Linked DNA regions of Homo sapiens: region 2 is linked to region 1. The links are chromatin loops, found by intact Hi-C in ENCODE. Cell type or tissue: sigmoid colon. All regions are shown on one strand.

Region 1 (8,000 bases):
GATAAGCCAGACCCCCCAGCTGGCACACCTTGTGCCTCTGACATTCGGAGCTCCTCACTGACCCTGTCCTGGTATGGCTCCTCATATGATGGGGGCAGTGCTGTACAGTCCTACAGCATCGAGATCTGGGACTCAGCCAACAAGACGTGGAAGGAACTAGCCACATGCCGCAGCACCTCTTTCAACGTCCAGGACCTGCTGCCTGACCACGAATATAAGTTCCGTGTACGTGCAATCAACGTGTATGGAACCAGTGAGCCAAGCCAGGAGTCTGAACTCACAACGGTAGGAGAGAAACCTGAAGGTAGGCTGCCATCACTTCATCAGTGGCTTGAAACAAATGTGCGTGACTGACCTTGTGTATGTAAAGACTGTACTGAAAGGGGTGAAAAGGAACTGAGGAAACATTAATGATGACTGGCAGGGTCTTTTGGGGTCTTGGTTTCCAAGACAGTGATGTTGAGCCATTCTTCAAAAAAAGTATTAATACTTAGGACATTTCAAAAAACATTGAACCAGCAATTTTGGCATGCTGCCACCAGGGGGTGATGGTATGTTACTCAGGAGCATAGGAGTTCAAGCGGCCTCATGTTCCTCTTCCACCCTCCACCCCTTCTCTTCTCCTCTTGTATCCATATTTGAGTGTCTACTTGGTGTCAGATTCTTGGAACACAAAGATAAGACATGGAGCTTAAAATCTAGAGGAAGAGAGGTGTGTATGGCTAACTATAATGAGAAGGGATGCATCCTATTATAGCTGGGTAAAAAAAGAACCAAGGGGACATAACAAAATGCATGGAGCATTTTTCCATGGAGACCAAGGAAGGCTTTCTGGAGAAGGTGACACTTAGTCTGAGTCTTGGAAAAAGGGATAGGATTCTAAAAGGCAGGGAAGATAAGGAAAGGCACTCTACAAGAGGAAACAGCATGAGCAAAGGTTACAAAGCCATGGCAGTGTGTGACATTTTCAGATGCTCGTGTGTGGCCAAGGCATATGTTGTGTGAGACAGAACAGGAGGAAGTAAGACTAAAAGGGCATTTTAGGTAAAGTTGTGAAGTTCATCAAAGATTCTCAGGCAGGGGATCGAGACGATTAGAGCTGGTTTTCAGAGAACTAGGGAAAAAGCAGGGATTTGCTATTCACAGTGCAGTTGTGGACCAGCAGCCTTGGCATCCTGGGAGCTTCTTAGCAAGCAGACTCCCCCAGGCCCTTCTGGGCCTTGACTGAAAATGATCCACTCCTTGGGGATTCAGATGCACACGAACATTTGAGAAGCACTGGAGTGGTGGGTGGGTCAGAGGAGATGAGACTGCAGTCAGCCATATCAGATGGGCCTCTGGGATGACAGTCCAGGGGAGGGATGGAAAGGGCACGAACTTCAAGCCTCAGGAGGTAGAAGTGACCATACTTGATGACTTTTTGCATAGTGAGTTGAGGAAGAGAACTGGAAGATTCTAAGATGACTTACAGTTCCTGGCTGGGGTAACTGAACACAAATTCAAGAGCCAGCTAGAGGTTTATTGTTATAATTCACCATGGCTAACATGTATTGAGCACTTACTCTAAGCTTACGATGTGTTAATCACTTTATATGCATCATTTCATCCAATCCCAATAGCCCAATGAAGCAGATACTGTTATTACCCTCATTTTACAGATAGGAGAAATGAGATTTAGAGGGGAGAAGCTACTTGCCCAAAGTCACAGAGCTTGTAATTGGTGAACTGATGCTTGAACTCAGAGCTGTCTGGCCTGAAGCTTGTGCTCCTTTGGTTAGACTGAGGGAAGAGGTCAGGCTGTCTTCCAGGTTCCTGACTTGAGTAACTTGGAGGTTACATAACAGTCTGGGAGGAGAGGGGAGCTGCGGTTTCAGCCCTGCTGAGTTGAGGCATCTAAGGGCTAGCCGAGGGAAGGTATCCTAAGACTGTTGGGTCTAGAGCCCAGGAGAAAGGTTTAAGCTAGTGTGGCAGGCTTGGAAGTCTTCACTATTTAATTAATAATTGCAACCATGGGCATTGATAAGGTTACAGAGAGTGTGGTAGAGAAAGTCAATACCAACACCATAAAGAAGGAACTTGCAGTACCAGGAGAAAGGACTGAGAGGGGAGAGAACCAAGAGGAGGCTGGAGTCTCAAAGAAACAGGGGAGGGAGAAGGTGCAAAGAGGGCTTCATAAACTGCATCCAATGCTAAATAAAAATGAAGGAGATGAGGACTCAGAGGGTCTTTGGATTTAGTCCTTTGGTTGGTAGTGATCTTTGTGATCCAAGTCTGTAGAGTTTCCACTGAGTGAAAAGATGGTTGCCCTGGTTAAGGAATAAATGGAAGAAAGAGAGGCCAGAAGCATGGAATATTATTTCAAGAAGTTTTATGTGAAGAACAGGAAAAGGACATTGTAAATTTAGGATAAGAGGCCGGGCGTGGTGGCTCACACCTGTAATCCCAGCAATTTGGGAGGCTGAAGCGGGTGGATCGCCTGAGCTCAGGAGTTCAAGAGTAGCCTGGGCAACATGGCAAAACCCCATCTCTACTAAAAGTACAAAAAATTAGCTGGGCATGGTGGCATGCGCCTGTGGTCCCAGCTACTCAGGAGGTTGAGGCAGGAGGATCGCTTGAACCCAGGAGGCAGAGGTTGTAGTGAGCCAAGATTGCACCACTGAACTCCAGCCTGGGTGACACAGTGAGACTCCGTCTCAAAAAAAAAAAAAAAAAAAAAGAATTAAAGAATATAGGATAAGAAAAAGTTGGGGGTTAGGAGAAGGTGGAGGGACATCAAGGGAAGAGAGCTCTTGGAGACAGGAGAATGTAGAGTTGTGAGGCAGATGGTAGAAGACTCAAGTATCAAAGGAGACTGAGCTCCACATGCAGAATGTCACTTGAAAACCAAAACTGATCAGTAGGTGAGAATGTATTTGACTTCTTCTAATTACAAGGAATTAGAAATCAAGTGAGGCAAATAGTGAACCTGAGCAAAGCTCAGAAAGCGAGAAAGCGAGCAGGCCTGGCATCACCAGGGAGCTAGAGCCATCGTGAGTATGGAAACTGTCATCTGATTCAATGACCCTGTTTAGTTTTGAAAAAAAAATTGAAAATTAGGTACAAAATAGGTATTAAAATTTTACTTTCAATTAAACAAGGGCTCCAGAAAGAAAGAAAGTTAGGGTACCAATGGGAAACATACCAACTTTACAATTTTATGCTAGCAGCTGTGTGTCAGGCGGCCTTTACCCGTTGAGCCATGTCAATATGCATAGAGCAGGTCTCCTTGAGAGCTATGGTGCAAGTCACGGAGACGTGATGCCTGCTCCTGGGACAGCTTTCGCAGGGATCCCAACCACTAGCCACTCCCAAATGTCTGTCAGGGGACACTGAGTAACAAAACTGCCATCACTGTCTTCTTACACACACACACACACACACACACACACACACACACACACACAACATCCCTCTGAAATGAGCAGAGTGGGGGCTGCATAGAGTGTGGGTCCCAGGGGGGCAATCAAGTTCCAGTCTGTGGTGTTAGGATGTTACTTGGAAAAGTGACAGGAAAAGGAGTAAGATTGCAGTGTGAAGATGTTCATTGGCTGGAAAGGAAATCATCCAGGTCTGTGCTATGGTGTAAAGAGGGAGAGACTGGAGAATCCCCGACTAACCCCAGGCAGCAGGACCAGAGGCCACGGGAGCTACAAGGTGTGGCCCCCAGGGGTCTAGGACAGCTGCTCCCAGGGCTGTGTGGAGACTCTGCCAGGAGGAAGAGCTGTGACTGCCTGTCTGGGGCAAGTGGCCTCTCCCTTGTTCCCTGCCATCAGCCCGCTGAACCCTCTCTGGGCCTTCAGACTCCCCTCCCCTGCTGCCACCCCTCCCAGCTGGGAATAGACAAAGGGCAATGTTGAAATCACTTGAAATCCAGAGGAGGAGTCCAGTCCACCCAGGGCTTCCAGACAGGAAGCTACTCCCCAGCTGAGGCTGGCTGGATTACCAAGGGGGAGGAGGAAGAGGGCAGAACAGTTGGCAAGTGTTAGGCCTCAGGGCAGAGGACTCTGGTTGAGGGGATTCCAGGCAAAAGTCCTCCACGGTCTGCTCAGATGCTTGTTAGTTATAAAGCTTCATAGGCCATCCCTCTGCTGAAGAGGGAAATGGCTCTCAGGGAAGTGGCGTGTGTGTTCACGCACGTGTGTGTGTGTGTGTTGGCAGAGAGGTGGGATCAAGTGACAGGTCATTGTAGGTCATTTCTGTGGAGCAGATGGGGTGGGATCATATTAAAAAGGCAGTGCTGATTAACCCACACTCCATGAAGCCCGGCTAATGTTGGCTCTGACCTTCACCACTACCACCACAGCCACTGCCACTCCTGCCTCTCGCTCTTCTACTTCATTCTCATGCCTCATTTGCATCCCTGTTGGTACCCTAGCCCTCATCCCACATCCACTCACCATGTGTTCTGTGCCCCTCCTGTGTTCTAGGCACTGCCATGGGCACTGGGGATACACTGGGGGACAAAGCATGGGTTCCCCGTGGAGCTCCAGTGGCTTCTCTATGCCAGAGCCACTCCTAAGACTAGGGTCCCTGAACTGACAATGTACTCCCAAACCCAAGTGCACAGAGCCAGAACCTTACCACAGCCCCGCTCCCTCCCAGCCCAGCCAGGTCTTGAACTGTACTCCTCCTCAAATCCTGCTGTCACTCAAATCCACTCCATCCCTGCTCCTTACCCTAATTTGTTCTAGTCTGTATAATTGTTAGCAAAACAGCTACTGTGACTGAGGCTTCTTGCAGAACTGGAGCCTCCTTGCAACCCCCAGGACAGTTCGAGATATAAAGCCTGTACCGCTCCCATCCCAGGCTGCAGCTACGCCCTGGCCTCAGAGGCCGTCTCCGGGGCGGGGGTGCCCTCTAGTGTTCTCTGGGTGTGCAACAGTCCTTGGCTGCAGGAAGGGACAATTCTCTGTCCAGGGGACTGACTGGACTTGTGCCATGTGAGGGTCCTGAGCACTCAGCTGATCCTCTCCCAAACACTCCAGGGTAACGAGACTCTCATCTGTTTGCAGAAATATCTCAGAACCATCTTCCAAATAGCCTTCCACTTAGCTCATGGATCTCATAGCTCATTCTGAACAGATTTTTTTTTTTTTTAAGTTCAGTGGAAGACCCTTCCCTAGTGGAAAGATGGAAACCAGTTCACCTTTCTCAACAACCCTTTATGCACCAAGAGCTCTGCTAATTGAACTGTGGTCTTTCCTCTACTTCTCTCTCACTCCTCCCCTTGTGGTCAAATAGAAGAGAGGCAGGACAAGAAGGGAAAAGCAGAAGGGGATGTAGCAGCCTGGAATCTTTCTCTTTTTTAAAGAGATCGGGTCTCACTCTGTTGCACAGGCTGGATTTGAACTCCTAGACGCAAGCATTCCTCCCGCCTCAGCCTCCCGAATAGCTGGGACTACAGGCACTTGCCACTGCTCCCTGCTTAGTCCGGACTCTTGATCCGAGTTTCCTGCAGCATAAAGGAACACAGTGCACTAGAAAGAGGGGCTGGAATTCCTTGAGAATGATCTAGGTCCTTCCCCCAGAGCATTAGCATGAGAATCAGATCTGCCACAGACCTCTGGGGTGAGAGGCGAAGGTGAGGCATGGATGTGGGCTCATGAGTGAGGCCAGAGGCTGGCCCTGTGGCTGTCTACCTGGACTCACAGTGACAGGCAGGGGCCAGCTCTAGGACTGGATGCCCCCTTCAAGGCACGCAGGGAAAGCCTCCTGCTGCCGGGCCATTGGCAAGACTGCTTCTCCTGACACCAGGCCAGGAAAGCTGCCCTCTCCTTTCCCTCTCACTCTGCTGCTTGGAATACACTGGTCTCCATGCCACGCCGGGAAAATGTGGCACAGGAACAAGAAATAAAGGATGACTCAACTGGTGAACCACTATATCAGGCAGCAGCACCACAGGTCAAGACAGGGGCCTCCCTGACAGTAAATAGGATGATTCTGTGTCGAAGACCTAGTCCAGTGACTGGTCCACCTGGTGTCCCATCACTCATTGACTCCAATATTGTTGCTTCTCTTAAAACCCTGTTTATAATATCATCACTGAACTAACCTAAATGTCTATTGAACATACTTATTATTCTAGTGGTACTTCTCATGTGTGAGTTCCATATCCCTCCAGCCTTCCTCCTACGTGAGGTAGAACACTAAATGGTTCCCCCAAGATGCAGTAGTCATGAGTTGATGAAAAGTCTGAAACTCTCATCTCATCCTTGGCGATTGTGTGATTCTCTTTAAAGTCATGTCCATTTTAGACTTCTTTCCCAACCTCAGAGGCCTCACCTTTTCTGATTAAGACATAGCCCTTCCCTTCAGTGGTCTTGCTTGCCACCTCCAGCTCCATTGTGGCTTTTGGACTGCCGACAGCCAGAGCTCCAGGGCAGGCACCCAGGGCGCTCTCAACAGCTACCCAGTACTCACCCCTGTTTGGGGCCCATGCACACTTTGCCCTGTGACAGCATCTGACAGCCCAAGCAGTAGATTGAGGAGCTGCTGTTTCTGTCTTGGGTATTAACTATGGACTTTAGGGTTCACCACCCTAAAAGGTAGAATGATCAGATTCTCCTGAACACTAACTCCATTCCTGGCTTCTAGTTGCATTGCTCTCAGGTCATCCTTTCCACCTGTGAATTGGACAATGCCACTCTTAACTCTCCAACATGTGGATTTAGGAATATTGACCAGTTAGGCCCACATCCCGACAGTAACCGTGAAACCCACCTCTGATACTTCAGCTAGACTATCTGGGTGTCCCTGTCTATCTCATCCTTTTTTATTTTTCCATGGCAGCTTCCTTTCTGTGATAAAATATACTTTCCAATCCCATTCATGTTTAGTTTTAGTCTTTTTTTAAAAAAACTAAGCTTTGTCAGCAGCATTTTAAGAACTCTAAACACACTCACACTCACACTCACACCGGTACACCCGCACTCACACTCATATGCCCACTCTCTCTCACACACACACACATACACACACACTCACACTTTAAAAATCCTTTTCCTCCCTCTATGCTTTCTCTCCTGTCTTTGTTTTGCTTCCTTGGGAAACCTCCCATTCATTGTCCAGCTGTCAGCCAGGACGCAGCCCAGACGATGGCTGAGGAACACACAGCACATGACGAAGCGTGGCATCCAGAGCTAGCCAGGGCCAGAGACATCAGGTGCAACCCTTCCTCTTACAGATGGGGAAACCAAGGCCCAGGAAGGGAAAGGCAATCAGCCAAGGTCAGGAAGCCAGAGTGGCTCGATTGTCAACAAACAAACCTGTATCGAGGCAAAGGAAGGCCTGGAGCTCTGAAGTGGGCGTGCTGTGCTGGATGCCCCCCTGTTCCGGGGAACCCCTCCTGTTCCCCGGACCCTGTTCACTCCTGACACGGCCATGGGAGCAGCTGGCATGACTGTGTCCCTCCCTGCCCTGCCTCACAAATACCTATTGGTTTCATTTGTGTGACATCACTCACGCCTTCATTGTATTCCATCATTTCCTGTAAGACGCAACTCAAAGGCTATTTCTTCTAAGAATAATTGCTCTCACTTACAATTGCACCATTTTGTGTCACCCTCCTCTGTTGTGTATTCACTTTGAACCATGGTGATATGTGCGTGATTATGGTACACTTTGTAAATTGTTACTTCAAGTATATATGTTTTTGCCTCTTGAACTAAATTATAAGCTATAAGAAAGGAGAGACCATGCCTTCTGTGTAATATGTTTTGAATGCCCACAATAACTGGCATTCAAGATGCTTGGTCCAGTGCTGGGATGCCGTCAACAATGTTCAATGAATGGCTACATGGATTTGACACTAGAAGCAGTTATAAGTTGCTGACTTTTGAGCCAGGGCAGAAAGAGACTGTCACAGTTGTGTGTAGGTTCTGAAAGTCAGAAAGGGTTGGATGAGATGTGGAGAAGGGTATATCTGGGGACCATGAGGCTAGAGAGGATGGGACAGAGGGGAG
Region 2 (8,000 bases), 230 kb before region 1:
GGGCTTAAGTTATTTAACAAATAATTGTAAGGAAAAGACTGAAAAGGCAAATCAAATTAAAAAAAAAAAGAGTGGGGGGAGGGGTAAGGTGCACCCTTGGAAGATACCAAGAAAAACAAAAGCAGCAGAAGTGACTACATGAAAGTCAGGTTAGTGGTTACTTTTGGGAGGAGGGAGAAAGGGGGTTGTCATTGAGGTAGGGCACATGGAGAGGCTCCTGGGGTGGCTGGCAGAGTTCTATTTCTTGATCCAGGTGGTGATTACAAGGATGTTCCCTTTATAATAATTCACTAGTCTATATATCTATATATTTGTTTTTTGTGGTTTTCTGTATTTATGTTTTATTTTACAATTAAAAAATTTTTAAAAACACTCCTTAACCTGCAGTAAACAGTTTTTTTAAAAAAAACAAAAGAAGGTCCAAGTGAAGAGATCAGAAGCTATAAAATATTTCATATTGGGTGCAAACTAAATATAAAGCAAGCCAAAACCAGAAACACCTCCTCCCCCTCCCCTCCCCCCCCTCCCCTTTCCCCTTTTTTAATTTAAAGAACTTTGTAGGTATCTTCCAAACCAATGAGAGATTCTTAACACACACAAAGGGAGGATGTCAGAGGAACCATGGGGCTGAGTTGCACCACTGGAGGATGTCTGAAAAAAACTACATAGACAACCTTCCAGCACTAAAACTTTAGCCCCATGGTTCCGCTGACATCTTCATTTTACAGATTAGAAAACTGAGGCCCAGAGGCAGCCAGTGTCTCATGCACGCTCACGAAGCTAGCATCAGACCCCGACCTAAGGCCTAGGTCTCCCAGTGTAGGACTAAGACACGCACCAAGACAGTACCAGCCCGCTGACCGCCGCCTGCGAGGAGTTAACTGGGGCGGTGCAGGATAAGTGCGAGGGGGGCCCGGGTCTGGCGCTAGGTTTGGCTGCGGATTCTCCGCTCCGGACTCCGAGGCAGAAGGCGGGTGGGCGTGGCGGGAAGGGCAGCAGGTCCACTCCCCGAGCGCTATGCAAATGTCATGCAAATCAGTGCATGGGGGCTGGAGCGGGTGGTTTGAGTCCTGACCCCGTAGCGCCGCGCTCTCACTCGCTCTCCTCAGCGCGCGTCCGCTCTCCGCTCTCCCACTTGCTCTCTCTCTCGCCGGTTCGCTCACCCCCGCCCCGCCCCGCCCCGCCCCGCCCTGCCCAGTCCCGGACGCGCCTCGCGGGCTCCCCGCGCCGCCCGGTCGGCAGCAGGGCGCTGAGCGAGCTCGGAGCCCGCGCTGTGCGCCTGCGGCCGGGGCGCCCCGCCGAGCGCCGGTGCCCCGGCTCCCGGGCCGCCTTCGCCGCGCGGGTGAGTGAGCCCGCCCCATGCTTTTGTCCAGGCGCGGGCCCTGGAAGTCAAGGCTCCGAGGGTGGGAGTTCTGGGTGGGGGCTGGGACCCCCACCGTCTGTGCCTCCCGACTCCCCTAATGGAGAGGGGCCCCGGGGTGCGGCGAGGAGTCAGGGGCGTAAGGAGACGACCCCAGTGACGCCAGGCTGCACGAGTTTTCTTTTGGGGAGATGAAGTGCTTGGGGACACTGATGCGATTGCCTTTCTAGGAATCATCCGAAGGGGGTGCCTTTGATTTGAGGGGCGGAGGAGAAGCGGACCCTTCTCCCAGCTCCCAGACCCTCGCTAGAGGACTCGGTGACGGCCTCTGGGAAGGGGGTGCCACGTGAAGGTCCTTCCAGCCCAAATGTGATTCCGGGAAGGTAGGGCGGGGAAGGCGGCCCGCGAGTGCCAGACCTGGCCATCCCAGGCGAAGCTGGGGCGCGGGCTTTGCAGACTTGTTCCTACTCCATACTCCTCATTTAAGCTCCTTACCTCGCTCTGCCTCCTTCGCGTTAACTGGGGTCCCATTGTTGAGGGACCTTGTTCGCCGATGATTGCAGTTGGAAAGTTTTGGATAAACTTCTCAGGAGATGTGAGTTGTCAATGGTTGAGGTAGACCCCTCCCTGGAACTTATGGAACTAAAACCCTTCAAGACCCAAAGGACTGAATTTCTAGGAGTGGCATTGCAGATGTGAAGATGGGCTGATGGGGAAATGGTTTCAAGGATATATATTTTTTTTAGATTGGGGTGTGTGTGTTGGGGTGCGGGGCACTTTCTATTTCGTAGCCAGAAGGAGAAGACCCAGCTCTACTAGAGTCTAGAGGGAGTAAAATTAGCTGTTGTGATTCAGGGAGCTGGGTGGGTGTAGGGAAACACCTGGGCAGTGGGCATGATGCCAGACCTCAGGCCGTTGGTTTTTACCATCCCTCCTCTCCCCAAGTGCAAAGACCAGAGTATATGCAATGACCCGCCCACCCCACAGCCTTTGAGAGCCTGCCCTGGAGCTGCATCCCCCTTCCAAGAGAGGCTGTGTTCTTCTCCACCTGAATGGAATACTTTTTGTCAAAATGCACTTATCAATAAATTATTTCCAGATGGTGGGCTTAGGAGGACCATTTGGGGAACCCCGCCCACACTTCAAAGAATCAGGAATCAACAATGCAAGTCTCTGGGAGAAGTGTAGGTGCATCTGGTGACTTTACTAGGTTCCTACAAGGCATTTAGGGTTCTAATAGAACTGTTTTCTTTTCTCTTAAATTCTTGACCTCCTTCTCTCTTCCGTGATTCTCTTAGTCTCTTCCCCGCCTGCACACTGTGGGACTGTGGAGGATGATGCTGCTGGCACCACAGTGCTCTAGGGCAGCATGGAATTTTCCTTCCTGCCCAGAGTGAGGTTACCCCTTTTTCTCCCACTCTCAGTGGGCCAGGAGCCTTGGGTCTGGGAGGAACCTGAGCAGTTGGTCCTGGGTCCGGAGTGGTTGGACTCTGGATGCTGGATTGGGTAGCGGGTACTCTGGGGACATGCACAAGAGCTTTTTTTGCCAAGATGTGCAGGTCTGTCTCATTGTTCACTGATGATACAAAGGATGCTGGACCTCATTTGCAGCTAAGCATGAGCTTGGAGAACCACCCCACAGTGGGGAAGCATTTATGCTGGTTTATCTCCCATGTTCAGTTTCTTTTGTGTAATAACTGGCTAGCTGAGGAGGAGGGTAGCTGCAGCATTGTAGATGTTTCCTTGTCTTATTTTTATTTTTATTTTTTATTTTGAGACAGGGTCTGGCTCTGTTGCCCAGGCTGGAGTACAGTGGCGTGATCTCAGCTCACTGCAACCTTGACCTACCAGGCTCAAGGAATCCTCCACCTCAGCCTCCTGAGTAGCAGGGACTACAGGTGTGTGCCACCACACCTGGCTAGTTTTTTGGATTTTTTGTAGAGATGGGGTCCTACCATGTTGTCCATACTAGTCTAATGGGCTCAAGTGATCGCCCACCTCTGCCTCCCAAAGTGCTGGGTTACAGGCATGAGCCACTGCACCCAGCCAGAGTAGTTGCTGTTTGTGTGAGGTTTGCTCACCCCTTCATCAGGGGCTGCTTCCCCAGGGGCCAGATCTTAGAAAACATATGCAGAGCAGACTAGGCCTTGGAACATTCCTAGGCTAACTGGTAAGGCCAGGTGGCCCCACCTGCTGCCTGAAAATGGTAGACAGACAGCTACAGTCACTGCAGAGGAGGGGCTCCTGGCTGGCAGGTGGCGGGGGTAATCTGCTGAGAAGGCTTGTCAGAGAAGGAGGTGACCCAGATGGTGCAGAGGGGAGAGGCCTTTGAGTTCCAAGGGTGGGGAAAGGTTCTGGGTCTCTGGCTAGGGAGATCTTTGCTGGTCTCAGAGGCATAGATTGTGAATGCGCTGGGGTCACCATATACTCAGTGTCTTTGAGAATGACCCCTTGCTTTTATCCTCAAAATATAAGATGAGCCTAGAGTTTGAAACACAACTAGTTGGCTTGTCTGTCTTTTAGGAAGTTCATAAGGTGGGGTGGGGGTTTCAGAATGCAGCCTTGCTTGGGGACATGGGTACAGTGTCCCATGAGTATGGGGTGTCTTATTTAGTATCTTTCTGAGAACAATACTTGGGAGTCTGGAAATATAAGCCTACTTGGAAGCCCAGCTGCACCTCTCACAGCTCAAACCAACCCACACAGGCTGGGAGATTGTTCATTCTTAAAAGCTTCCTGTCCTGTCTTTTCAGCAAATGTAGTAAAATTTAGAAACAACACTTAAAAAGTATCCTTTCCCAACAAAAGACAATGTCCTCGCTCAACTTGGCCAGCAGAGGGTGCATGCAGAGGACATGAGGCAGGGCCATTTGCATGGAAAATGTCCATGTGGATGCTTAGGCCTGAGCAGGGTCTATTGGGTGGCCTGAGTGCTCAGAATCAAGGAACCGTCCAGCAGTGAGCCAGAGTGGGACAGAACGATGTCACTGTGATGAGCTCCTATGCCATGTGACTTCTATCTCTTCCCTGTGCTCCCCCAGCCTCCTACCTTACAAGCAGGCAGACATGGTTGTGCGGGGAAGCAGTGCCCATACAAGCCACGCCCCTCTCCCACCTGCACCATTCTGCAGATGGATTCTCTTTATTCTTCCTTGAGTTTTGGCTGCACACTTTTCCATTCGTTTGATGCCAACAGGTTGAGCAAATGCATTCCCCTCACAAACTCAAGGTGGGTGGACCTCCGTATTTGCACTGCGGGCCAACAGGTGCATCCCTCCTCCTTGTTGCATGCACCTGGTGTGTGAGGGCTGCAGCCCCCATGAAATTTACTGACAGCCAGCCCAGTCAGCTGGGGCAGGAGGAGAGCCAGCAACAGTTGCTGCCTCATGGGCTGGAAGGTAAGGCTGTGTTTCCAGATGCTCCCACCACCTTCTTTTCCCTGCCCTCCTGCTCACTGTACTTCAGTGTCTGAGGGTGAATGGGCACCCCACTAGGGAGCTGTGGAAATTTTTGTGTAGATCCAGCTTCTTAGATTTCCCACGTTGTCCCCATCCCCCCTCTGTTGGTACTTCCTTGCCCCCCTTCCACCCTCTGCTCCTCTCCTTCCCTGGGTCTTCAGTGCAGAGCCCTCTGGAGACAGAAAGCCCCTTTGGAGACAAAAGAAAAGGGATGAGGAGAGGATTTCCTTTTCTTTCAGACCTGCTTCTTGATTTTTTTTCCCTTGGCTCTGGGCGCTCAGATCTGATGCTAATTTGTTAATCCAGGACCTTATGGGTTATTTCTCATAATCTTTGGGGGAACCGAACACCTGCAACTTGGGGCTTTTATAGTTGAGGATGCTGTTTACCTTTCTTGTTTTCAGAGATGAGGATTTCTGATGTATAGTAGGTCTCATTCAGGTTTCTGGCAGGAGGAGGCAGCCAGGCAGAATGTGATCTTTGGTGTTAAACTTGGGTTCAGTTCCATCCCATTCACTTACTGGCTGGGTGTTCTTGGGCATGGGTTTTAACCTCTGTGAGCTGACTTGAGTTTTGTCATCTGACAATGAGGGCGGTTATAAAAATTAAATGAATATAGGAATATAAATAGGCACAAAACAAAGAATAGCTTTTATTATATATACCGGGCAGTGTTCTCCAGGTCTATATAATGACTTGTAAATCAACCAGCAGACACTAATGATGTCTACTTTCTATTGAGCTCTGTAGAGGCTTATAAAACAAAGGTAAATGTGGGCCAGGCACGGTGGCTCACGCCTGTAATCCCAGCACTTTGGGAGGCCAAGGCAGGTGGATCACAAGGTGAGGAGATTGAGACCATCCTGGCTAACGCGGTGAAACCCCGTCTCTACTAAAAATACAAAAAATTAGCCAGGTGTGGTGGCGGGCGTCTGTAGTCCCAGCTACTCGGCTGTAGTCCCAGCAACTCGGGAGGCTGAGGCAGGAGAATGGCATGAACCCAGGAGGCGGAGCTTGCAGTGAGCCAAGATGGCGCCACTGCACTCCAGCCCAGGCGACAGTGTGAGACCCCGTCTCAAGAAACAAACAAACAACAACAACAAAAAACAAAGGTAATGTGTCTATGCTAAGAGACTCTGGGTGGGTAGCAAGAGAGCTAACACATAGGTAATTAGAAAACAGGGACAACATGCAATTTCCAAGTTTCATTAACAGAATTAAAGGATGACAAGAAATTCAGGGGCTAGAGTGATGCAGGAAGGCCTCAAAAATGGAGAGGAGGAAGGGAGGGTAAGCATTTGCCAGGAGAGAGGAAGGCAGGAACATTTGGCTCCGGTGTCTGAAGGCTGTTAGCTCCTTCCTTGCTGGGCCCTGGCACAACACCTTTGACCTTGCAGCGCACTCCCAAACATGCAGGTGTGCTTGTCCTGAGGTTTATTTTGGGGGTGGTTTTCATTCTGGCCTTGTTTTCCCTCTGCTGCCAATAATATTTCTGAAACATCTGAAATTGTTTTATTTTATACTCGATCAAAAATATTAAGAGGCAATTGGGTGGCCAGAGTGAAAGCCCAGAGGCCCGTAGAAGACTTTTGGGTTTCTGGGGCTTTGTGTTCTCTTTTCATGCCTCATATATTGTAGCTCACTTCCTAGTTCTGGAATCACAGGGTGTTAGGACTAAGGGTCAGGTCCACTTGACCTTTGCATTGGACTGAAGAGGAAACTCTGGCCTAAGATGCCAAGTGGTGGCTGGGCACCGTGGTTCACGCTTGTAATCCCAGCACTTTGGGAGGCCAAGGCGGGTGGATCACCTGAGGTCAGGGTTCAGGACCAGCCTGACCAACGTGGTGAAACCCCATCTCTACTAAAAATCCCAAAATTATCCAGGTGTGATGGCAGCCTCCTGTAATCCCAGCTACTCGGGAGGCTGGGGCAAGAGAATCACTTGAACCCAGGAGCAGAGGTTGCAGTGAGCTGAGATCATACCACTGCACTCCAGCCTAGGCAACAAGAGCAAGACTTCGTCTAAAAAAAAAATCCAAGTAGTAGAGCCAGCATCAGCCAGAGTTCTCATCACTACCTATCCTGGTGGAGGATGGTGATGGCATAGGAAGGTGAACGGCCTGACATAGGCAGGAAGAATGGATACACATTGGTTCCCTCATCTGCCCACCTGCTTCTCTAGAGTCCTTTAAGGCTGTCCTCTTTAGTCTGAGGGTCCAATGGGGAGCAGGAGTGAATGTCCTACCTTTATCTGGCCTGTGATCACTGCCATCTGTCTGCTTCAGGGCCCCTGGATACCGAGTGCTGTTCCCCTTTCCTGGGGTCAGACTACATGGAATGTCATCTGAGGCTGTGGGAAACACCAGGAAGATGCCCCGGGTTTGGGGGCTAGCTTCAGCACTGTCTTCTGCTATGTGACGTGGTATCTCCAGGTCTCAGATTGTGCACCTTTAAATGGACAGAGAAGCCCTTCTCTACTCATCTGATGAGGCTGTAGGCAGATGAACACGTGCTTGGCAACCTGTGCTTGTGCTGTGGTCGTAAGGGTAGTGTCCTGCTAGGCACTGTGCTCCTGGAGGTCACCAGCTGTGGTTCATCTTGTATCCTTACTCATAGCCTGGTGCCTGACACACCACAGGTGCTCAGTACATCTGGGTGGAAGGACTGGCTAATGGGGTAAATGGAGGTGCTCAGAGAAGATTCTAAGGGATTTGCTGTGTGCCACTCCATGAGAAGGCACTTTCCACTCATTCACCTCACTTCTTCAGTTATGTCTTCTGTAGGGCTAGGTATACTTCATTCTAACTTTTCTCCTGAGCTTTATGCATCTTTCCAGCCAAGTACTGAGTCCATTCACAGAACATGACTCAAGCAGATGTATTCCTAAACTTCCCCATTGTCCAAGTTAAATTTCCATTTGGTATTTTCCTATTAGTGTCAACAGGGTGATCATTTTCGTAATCACTTGGTTGCTGATCTTGTGGAAACGAGTATGTTCATGAGGAAGCAGCAGGTGGCTTTAGAACGTGCCTGGAGGAACAGTTCTTATCTTGCAACCTGCCTCTGATTACTATCAAAAGCTCCTGCCTTTCCAATAGTCACTCATGGTATACATGATACAATCAACGCAGTTGCTACTGATGTTACCCAATAGTATGTTTTAGGGAGTTCTCAGGCTTCTT

Evidence for each region. Hi-C counts contacts between places; a loop is a spot of excess contacts. Peaks named below come from ENCODE experiments on the same cell type or tissue, not always from the same donor. Only the 100,000 strongest peaks of a DNase experiment are listed, where the experiment ranks them.
Region 2: it touches region 1 in a loop (3-fold over the local background); 10 of 110 quality-filtered maps call a loop at or near these places.

What each region holds. Positions count from the first base shown.
Region 1 is chr3:123,649,430-123,657,429 of GRCh38, reverse strand. It overlaps MYLK (myosin light chain kinase), which reads left to right. Exons shown (of 34, transcript NM_053025.4): 24 at 2-304. LOC124909421 (a long non-coding RNA gene) reads right to left here. Exons shown (of 2, transcript XR_007096038.1): 1 at 7,305-8,000. Among named protein-coding and RNA genes, the nearest start is that of MYLK-AS2, 36 kb to the left of the region's middle. RefSeq lists enhancers at 3,218-3,718, 6,847-7,346, 7,347-7,848. In sigmoid colon, a CTCF peak has its summit at 4,921 (motif pointing left); DNase peaks (open chromatin) are centred at 3,909, 4,869, 5,799, 7,149 and 1 weaker place; H3K27ac peaks cover 2,866 bases.
Region 2 is chr3:123,877,548-123,885,547 of GRCh38, reverse strand. It overlaps MYLK (myosin light chain kinase), which reads left to right and starts at 1,216. Exons shown (of 34, transcript NM_053025.4): 1 at 1,216-1,342. It also overlaps a transcript of CCDC14 not described here. RefSeq lists a silencer at 1,177-1,336. In sigmoid colon, a CTCF peak has its summit at 4,185 (motif pointing right); a DNase peak (open chromatin) is centred at 1,017; H3K4me3 peaks cover 1,494 bases.